Regions from separate parts of the Homo sapiens genome. Here regions 2 and 3 are each linked to region 1. Evidence: chromatin contacts called from ENCODE Hi-C or POLR2A ChIA-PET data. All regions are on one chromosome and are shown on one strand. The core of a region is the stretch at or near the end of the contact, and the rest is flanking DNA. Distances in the headings are between cores, read along the strand shown. Region 1 holds the start of BEND3 (BEN domain containing 3). Region 2 holds the start of SNX3 (sorting nexin 3). Region 3 holds the start of NR2E1 (nuclear receptor subfamily 2 group E member 1).

Region 1 (2,720 bases), core at 107-2,606:
AAGGGCCTCCAAATCGGTGGTGCACAGCTCACGGATGAGGCAAGGGCAAAGCATGCGTGGGAAATCACGTTTATCATAGAGAAGGAAAGGAGCGCTCACGAGGAGCGGCGAGCGCCCCAGGCTTCAGCTTTGCGGCCGGCCGGCCAGGCCTCGCGCCAGCCCGGGTGCACACCCAAGGCGCCGGGCCCGCCTCCAGCTCCTGGGCAGCGGGAACCGCGAACCGCCGTGGAACGGCCGGGAAGGGAGCGCTGCGCCCCCTGGCGGCGGGGCCCATCCCTCTCCGCTCCCGGCCGCCGCCGCCGCGGGCCGGCCTCGCTCCATTTGCAGCCTCCGGAGGCTTCGTTCCTCCGAGCGGCTGCTCCCCCGGCCTCCCGCTCGCCGCCCGGCATCTCCCTCCAGTCCCCGCCCCCTGCTCCCGCTCCGACACCCCCTTCCACACGCCGAGCAGTGCCCCGCCAAAGCCCCGCCGAGCGCGAGCGCCAAGCCGCCGCGAGTACGGCAGAGCCTTCCGGCCGCCCCGGCCGCTCCATCGCGGCGCCCGGCGGGGGTGCGGGGCCGGCGCGCGGCGCGAGTGGGGCGGGCGGCGGCGGCGGCGCGGACGGTTCCACCGCGCGAACCCCCCGCCCCCGCGCGGCGCGCGTGCTCCCCAGAACGCCATGGAGCCGCCGCGTTCCGAGCGGGCACAAAGGGGCGCGCAGCACAATGGGCGCGGCGAGCCCGTGGGCGCCCGGCGCCCGCTCCGGTCGCTCGGCCCGCGCGGGGGTGGGCGCTACTACCGGCGGGCGCGCTCGGAGCAGCCCCCCTCCGCGTCCCCTCCCCTGCTCCCGCCCCCACCCCGGCATGGATGTTGCAGCCACTCTACCGGCCGCTCGCCCCGGAGCCGCCAACGCTGCCGCCGCCGCGCGGCCGGCTTGATCCGCCCCGCACTTACCTGGGACGCGAGTTCTGTACTTTGCCGGGCGGGCCCGCGCCGAGTTTGGGCGCCACGTGGGGGGGAGGGCGCGGGGCCGGGGAGTGGGGGCCGCGCGCGGAGGGCCTGGCCAGGGCGGCCCGGGGAGGCGCTGGGGGCGGCGGGCGGGCGAGCGCCGTGTATTTTCCCCTCTCTTTGTGTGTGTCCGTGCGCTGCGCTCTCGCGTGACGTGACGGGACTCCGTGTGTCATTTCCGCACAAGGACACAGGAGCCCCCGCTGCAGTGGAACCACAACCCCTCCGCCCCCACCCCCGGCCCGCCCCTCCCCCTCAGCGGGGCACACGCGGGACCGGCGGCGGCGGCGCTCGGGCGTGAACGGCCGCGGCGGGGAGCTCGGGCGCGCACTCCCGGGACCCAGGCGGCCCGGCGCGCTCGGCCAGCGCAGTGGCTCCACGTGGGCCCGCGCTGGCTGCCCGGGGCGGGGGCGGCGGCCGCGCACCCACGGCGCGCCGGGCAGGCGCCGCGAACAATGTCCCCTGTACCCCATGTGTCCTCCCACCGCGAGTTCGTCCTCGGAAACGTGGTTTCTCAGACCCGAGAGTTTGGCCCCAAACGGCTTTTTCTACTTTTTTGCCCCTTGCGGGACGGCGACTGTGCGGAGCTTGTCCCGCCTCGCGCCCACGCCTCTCCCGCATTTTTGGCCTTTGGGCCGCAGCCCAGGCCCCCGGGGCCGGTCTTCCCGCGCCGCCACCGGCACAAAGACCTTGGGGCGCGAGGGCCCGGGTGGCTCCTGCGGCCCCGCGGGGCGGCATGGAGTCCGGCGGGACCCGGGAGAGCGACCCTGGCGCTGGGAAAAGCTGGCTCTGGCCACTCCCCCTGCACGGTGGCCGCCCTCTGTTGTGAGCCTCAGAGCTAAAATCTGCTCTTGCAACCCGAAGTTCTGGGGTGTGAGGCTGCGGAGCGAGAGCTTCGGAAGCGCCCGCGCTCACAGACACACACCCCACAAACACAAACCCACGGGCTGTCTGCGCCGAGCGCCTAAAATAGAAAAACACGAGTCACCAACTCAATAAAGGCTGATTCTGTCTACTCCTAACTCTTGGACTGTAGATTCCCAGTTGATAAATACGAAATCTACCCCTCGGGTATTTTCTCAAGTCTCAGTGGCTGGGTAGGGGGAGGGGGAGGTGCTGGGTGAGAGTCAGGGAAGCCCAATTCAACAGTTTAGCCACGTTTGTATTTTAGGCAAACAATGAGAATGTAAATTTAAGAAAAATCCTTTAATTTGCCGATCAAAGAAAGTATAAAAAGAAAAATGCAAATGATCCCATCTGCTGCTCACAGCTGACTGGCTGCAAGGGAGGACCATGTGGCACGGCCCTGCGCGGTCAGTGAATAGGTAGAATAGATTTTTAAAAGAAGGCATATGTTGGCTCCTTGCTGCCCAGTCGCGGCGAGGGTTTGAATTAACGTATAGTTTGGGTTTACCGTACCCTCCTTCAGACCACTCCAATTGGGAATTTAGTAATTATGCAAGTTCCCCCCCTTCGGGCTTGAAATCAAAAGGCACAGGGTTAAGTTTGAGGAACTACGTGGAACATTCTCGAGCTGTATTTGGATTACTGGTTTAGTGAAGTCAGTACTAATTGCTATGCAAAATTAAGCAAGCAGCCTGAAGAACCAAGCCCTGCATCCAGGGGGTGCTTTTATAGAAGAATCTATACGTGCTCAGTGTCATTGAAAACAGGATGATGAAAAGAATGGGGCCGAGATAGCAGCCCTTCAAATTCAAAAGACTTAGGTCGCCCT
Region 2 (2,720 bases), core at 56-2,555, 1.1 Mb after region 1:
TTTGATTTTTGTGTTTTTCACGACACAAAGTGTGTAAGTTAATGAGAATTTTTTCACTTAAATGTTAATAGTAGCTTGTCATATAAATTTTGATTAAAGGAAAAATCGCTTTACACTTAACTTTTAATAATTTGCTGTCATCTTTAAATTAATGTAATTAATTTTTAAAGATGCTTCCATACATGGGCAAATTCTTTAATCCTGAATTATAGAGTGAAAGTGAAGCACTATTTTCAATTAACATCTTTCAAATCATCTAAATTATTGCCAACAAATACTAGTTATGAAATTAGGTATATTTTATTTCTGTTGATTTCTTTATTCAATTAAGTGCAAATCTCGAATTAAGAGAGCAAGATCCCTAGTCTTTTCTTAAAGCAACTGTAGTTCTGGATTATGAGGTAGGTGACACCACACCTCAGCCTTTGGCAGGGCGGTGGCCCAAAATGCTGAAGTCAACCATGTCCAATCACCCTTCTGGTCTGGCTCAGCCCTATCAAAAATTGTCAGGCTTCTGTGAACTTTCATTAAGTCCCGTTCAGAAGACTGCACAACCCAGGTTACTTTAGCAGCTCGGGAAGGGCCTGGAGCAGCCGGGTTGGCTTGCTACCTCTGGGAAGTCTCCAGGAAGAGAAAACTGGGAAAAGGCTTTAACTTTGCGCAAGCCCCTTTTCTCTGTCAACATCTCTTTCCCTTCCCAGCGAAGGGATGTGTTCTCGAAAGATCTACCCCTTTCCAACTCAAATGTCATTCCCTGATCAGCTGCTGGAGGGGCAAGCGGCGCTCAACCCACGCCCTCCTCTTCGAGCACCTTCTCCAAGTGCCAGCGCGCCGGGCTCGCTCTGCAGCCCCCCACACCAGCCCTACAGGAAGAGGGGCCCTGGCTCACGACCCCGGCCCGCCTCTGCAAGGGGGCTCCCGGCCTGGGAGGCTGTGGCTGCCCGCGGGGGTCCACTCCCGGGTCGAGTGGGGGTGACCAGAGCCAGCGGGAGGGGTTTCTTGGGAGAGGGGAGAGACGGCCTCACCTTGACCCTGATTTCGTAAGTGGTGAAGCGGCCCCGGCCGACCCCCACCGTTTGCGGGTTGCTCACATCGATCTCGAGGAAGTTGCTGGGGGGTCCGTAGGCGTCATTCAGGTTCTGCGGCTTGGTGATCAGCCGCCGGGTGTCAGCCACGGTCTCCGCCATTTCGCTGTAGCTGCTGCCGCCGCCGCGGGCTCCCTCCGCCCCCTCCGCGTTCAGCCGCCGCCGCCGCCGCTGCTGCCCGCCGTGGGGACACGGGGCTCGCGCGCAGCGGTCGCGAAGAGAACGAGCACGTAGAGCGGGCGTTCACCCCGCACGCGAAGCTCCTCCCCGCGCCCCTCAAGCTTCCGCCTCCGAGCCCAGGGGAGAAACGGCTCACTAGCTGGAACGCCACGCCCGGCTCCCGGGAGGCCCGGCCGAGGCTGGGGAGGGGCACTGCGGACTGGGGTGTGAGGAGAAGCGGTGTCATGGGACTCGGGGTCGCAAACAGGTTCCGGCCGGACTACAGCGCCCACAATGCACCGCGAGCGCGCCGCCGCGGGGCTGCGGCCGAGGAGGCGAGGACCCAGACGCCCAGAGCTGGCGCTTCCTGTCTCTCTGCGCCAGCCTCGGCCTGCGGCGGGGTAGAGCGCCGGAAACGGCTTTAGCGGCTTTGGGAATTGCGGGCGAAAGTTAAACGGAGAGATCTTAGAGATTTGCCCGCAAATCGAAACAAAACTGCCCCTACTAACTCTGTGCCAACCTGTGCACCGTCTCACTGTGAACCCCTGAAAATGCCTTTCTGGAGAAGGTTAAGCAAATGCCTGAGATGATTTTGCCATAAACCCGAGCGTTGCACCAGACACGCGTCTGGATTGATAGGTTGAAACCAGTAAAGTGGGGGAGTGAAATAAAAACTAAAGCCCTAGTTAAATCCTAGCATTATGGTCAAATCGATTTTGGAGACAGGTCGGTCCGCTAAAACAAAGTAACAGTAGACCGGCTGCAAGCTGCTTTGGGTGTCCACTTTCGTTTCTCACGAAGTCCTGATAAGTTTTTTTTTTTTTTGAAAAGTATTAAACGTACCTCTACAGGACTGGAAATGCAACTCACATGAGCCTTTTTAAGAAACGGGGAGGAAGGCCGGGCACGGTGGCTTATGCCTGTAATCCCAGCACTTTGGGAGGCCGAGGCGGGCGGATCACGAGGTCAGGAGTTCGATACTAGCCTTGCCCACATGGTGAAACCCCATCTCTACTTAAAAATGCAAAATTAGCTGGGCGTGGTGGTGCGCGCCTGTAATCCCAGCTACTCTGGAGGCTGAGGCAGGAGAATCGCTTGAACCCGGGAGGCAGAGGTTGCAGTGAGCTGAGATCTGCCATTGCACTCCAGCCTGGGTAATAGAGTGAGACTTTGTCTCAAAAAAAAGAAAGAAAGAAACGGGGAGAAAACCCAATTAATTAGGTCCTAGTTCATCTCTTATGGTCCAATGGGAAATGCAGATTTTAAATGTTGAGATACGATACATTTCTATCTCTGCCCAGAGAGTTATCCCTCACAACTATTTCTGCATTTTTTAATATGTCAAGTTTAACACTATAATTACTTTAAATAACCTGATCTTCCCCGCCCCCCTTTTCTTTAGATTTTAAATTATTAGTAATTATTTGTGGAGACGGGATCTCACTGTGATTCCCAGGCTGGTCTCCAACTCCCAGC
Region 3 (2,720 bases), core at 84-2,583, 1.1 Mb after region 1:
GGACCCCAGCCTTGGTCGCGGCGCCCCACTAAGGAGGACACAGGCTCTGGTGTGTGTGGTGTGCGAGACCCCGAGCTCGAGGCCGAGCCAAGGCTGGGCAGAAAGTTGCAATCACGTGCTGTCGGAGCCCACTGGAGCGCACAGCCCGCTCCCCCTGGGACGCCCAGGCGGAGGACCTGCTGCGCCCTCCCAGGGCTCGGGGGACTCCAGCATTCACTTGCACGCACAGGCGAACTCTGATTGAAAGCCCGGGATGACACCGAGTCTGGAGAAAGAGGGACCGGGGGGTGGGCTGGCGGAATTGCAGAGCGCCGGCCACAGCTCCCCTCCCCGCGAACGTCGAGCGGAGGGCGGGAGGTGTAACCTCTGACCTCTGGCCGGGTCCACGCCCTGAGGAGGGACTGGCAAGCTCTTGTTCGACAAGTTCAAGCTGCCGAGAGAGCTTAAATAGAATTAATCTCTTAGAGATCGGGGATCATCGCTCCCTCGGCATGCGCTCTCCCAGCGCCGCGCACAGAGCAAGGCGCGAGAGAGCTCAGGAATCGCGGGAAGGCAAGCGGAATGGGGAGGGGGTAGGGGATGAGGGCCTCTCTTCACTATTCCTCCGCCCGGAGAGCGGGAGCCCGCAACGCCCGCCGAGGACGAGCGGCGGGAGGGAACGCTCTGCCCTCCAGCCGCCCCGGTGCAGATAATGGAGGCGACAAGAGATTCGCTCAGCGTCGGATGGGCCAGCTCTGCTTGGGGAAGCTGGCGGCATCCTCCCCTCGGCTGGTGCCCAAACCCACTGCGCGAAGGCCGAAGGAACGCGGAACCTCCAGAAGACCCCATCCTCAGCCCTGACTTTCCGTAGATATGTGCAAAATGAGTAAATTACTCACCTCGGGCCAGATCCAAGTTTTACCCAACAGAAGGGGCACCGGACCAAGAATGAACCAACTCACATGGCCATGTCCGGCGCGCACAATCACACGCCAGCACACAGCCACCCAATTTCTTCCGCGAATCTATCTGGCACTCTGGAGAGAGGGGGAAAAGCGTTTTGAGAAAGCCCCGTCACCCCTCCCCTTCCTTCTTGCCGTGAAATATACGAATTCATTTTTATTACGAGCCGCACCGTCCTCACCATCACGCACGCACAGAGCCACACTCCCATATTCACACTTTCTAACTCGTAAGCTCCGACAGCGCCTGCATTTTCTTTGGGAGCCGCTTGGAGGTTCATTAATATCATTAGCATTTAACCCCCTCCCTCTTCCCATCCCCTCCCCGCACATGGCTGACGTCAGACCCCGCCAGGAGTTGGGGGAAAAGCTAAGTGGGCCAGGGACGCCCTATTCCCCTCCCCGCGGCTGCCTGTCAGAGCGCTTCTGGAGATATTACAGGGGACCCAGCCCGCAGCGACAGGCACAAAGTCACGGGGTAATGAACTTCGGGGACCCTTCGCCGCTGCGTGCGCGGCTCTCCCCGGAAACCCGGACCTGGCCGCCTCTTCCCTCGGAAGATTTCCCAGCAATCTAGTTTTCCCACTCTGCGCTTGGGTTCCGGCAGCGCGGAGCCCGTCTGCCTCTGAGACTGCGGTAGTGTTTTCCTTCTTTCCTTGGGAGACCAGCGGTCGGCAGAGATTGCCCACACTCTGCATGCCTATGTAGAGGGAGAGATCGAAGACTGAGTGACAGGAATGGGGAAAAAGAGGGATTTCGCTCCGTAGGAAGGCCATTTTCGTGTCTCCATCTCTGTCTTTCAACATCCCTCTCTTGCTGTTCTTCCTTCTTCCTCAGTCTTCCTGTCCATCTCTCCATCTGTCTGTCCATGTGTGTGTCCATATCAAGCAGCATTCCCAGCAGCTGCGGTTTTGCAAGAGCCGGGAAGAAACTTAAGGATGCTTAAATTTCCACTGTTGGACGAATTCTGAGCGCCCAGGGAGCAGCGCAGCGCGCGACTGACACCCACCTGTCCCGCCCAGGAGCCTTGCAGGCTGGAGGGCAGCTGGAGAGCGGCGGCGCCCGGCGGCGAGGCGGGCGCTGCCGGCCGGGACTCGGGCAGCGCCCACCAACCGCTCCGCCCCGGGACAGCCAGCATGAGCAAGCCAGCCGGATCAACAAGTGGGTACCTCTCGGGCCGCCGTGGGGCCTAGGCGCGCAGCCTGGGGCGAGCGAGCGGGGAGGCTGGGGGAGGTCCTGCCTGGAGCGCTGCGAATCTGAGCCCCTGAGAGGGATTCCAGCGGGCGTGTGCGTTCGGCCCAGACCTGTAGACCGTGAGTTGGAGCATTTCGTGGAGAGGGGAGAGCCGTTTCGTTGCCTCTGGATTGCTTGATCCCCCCTGTCTGGTGCGGTGAGAAGGTTACGACCCGCGCAGCCCACCAGTCGGATGAGTTGTCTCCATTTAGCCGCCAGGTGCTGGATGGGGGGGCCATGGGGGCGGGAACTGGGCCGCAGCTCCAGGCGGTAGCACAATAACACACTCGCTCAAAACTCCGAGCTCCAGCGCGCAAAAGCAACTCTGTGCAAAGCGGATTTTGAATGGAATGCTTTGCACCCCGTTTCTAGCTATTTCAAATAATCCTGCAAACTGGGAAGCAGAAACAATTTAAAAGTCACATTTTCCTTAATCCTAAATCCGCGTAGGTCATAACTGGGGAATTTAAAGTATGGCGAACCACTCTAGCAAAGAGAGGACCAAATCCCTAATCCCAAGGACTTTTCGAGCCGGAGCCCAGCAGA

Evidence for each region. Hi-C counts contacts between places; a loop is a spot of excess contacts on that map. ChIA-PET counts read pairs that join two places held with the same protein, here RNA polymerase II (POLR2A). Pooled maps may share reads with other maps.
Region 2: a map of naive thymus-derived CD4-positive, alpha-beta T cell shows a loop between it and region 1 (4-fold over the local background). The contact joins the promoter of SNX3 here to the promoter of BEND3 in region 1. A Hi-C loop is called at or near these places in 1 of 168 maps with a recorded cell type or tissue (naive thymus-derived CD4-positive, alpha-beta T cell) and 12 of 50 pooled maps. POLR2A ChIA-PET finds 5 or more read pairs at or near these places in 2 of 52 experiments (HEK293 and OCI-LY7).
Region 3: a loop to region 1 is called in a map of B cell, with 7 times the contacts of the local background. The contact joins the promoter of NR2E1 here to the promoter of BEND3 in region 1. A Hi-C loop is called at or near these places in 1 of 168 maps with a recorded cell type or tissue (B cell) and 1 of 37 single-sample maps with no recorded cell type. POLR2A ChIA-PET finds 5 or more read pairs at or near these places in 2 of 52 experiments (activated B cell and activated CD4-positive, alpha-beta T cell).

What each region holds. Positions count from the first base shown.
Region 1 is chr6:107,114,159-107,116,878 of GRCh38, forward strand. BEND3 (BEN domain containing 3) reads right to left here and starts at 1,357. Exons shown (of 4, transcript NM_001367314.1): 1 at 932-1,357. RefSeq lists silencers at 71-980, 1,111-1,160, 1,201-1,250 and enhancers at 1,843-2,606, 2,607-2,720.
Region 2 is chr6:108,259,735-108,262,454 of GRCh38, forward strand. SNX3 (sorting nexin 3) reads right to left here and starts at 1,306. Exons shown (of 4, transcript NM_003795.6): 1 at 1,026-1,306. The coding sequence starts at 1,187. RefSeq lists silencers at 884-993, 1,104-1,363 and an enhancer at 1,491-2,326.
Region 3 is chr6:108,164,689-108,167,408 of GRCh38, forward strand. NR2E1 (nuclear receptor subfamily 2 group E member 1) reads left to right here and starts at 1,334. Exons shown (of 9, transcript NM_003269.5): 1 at 1,334-2,102. The coding sequence starts at 2,078. RefSeq lists enhancers at 377-1,278, 2,179-2,720.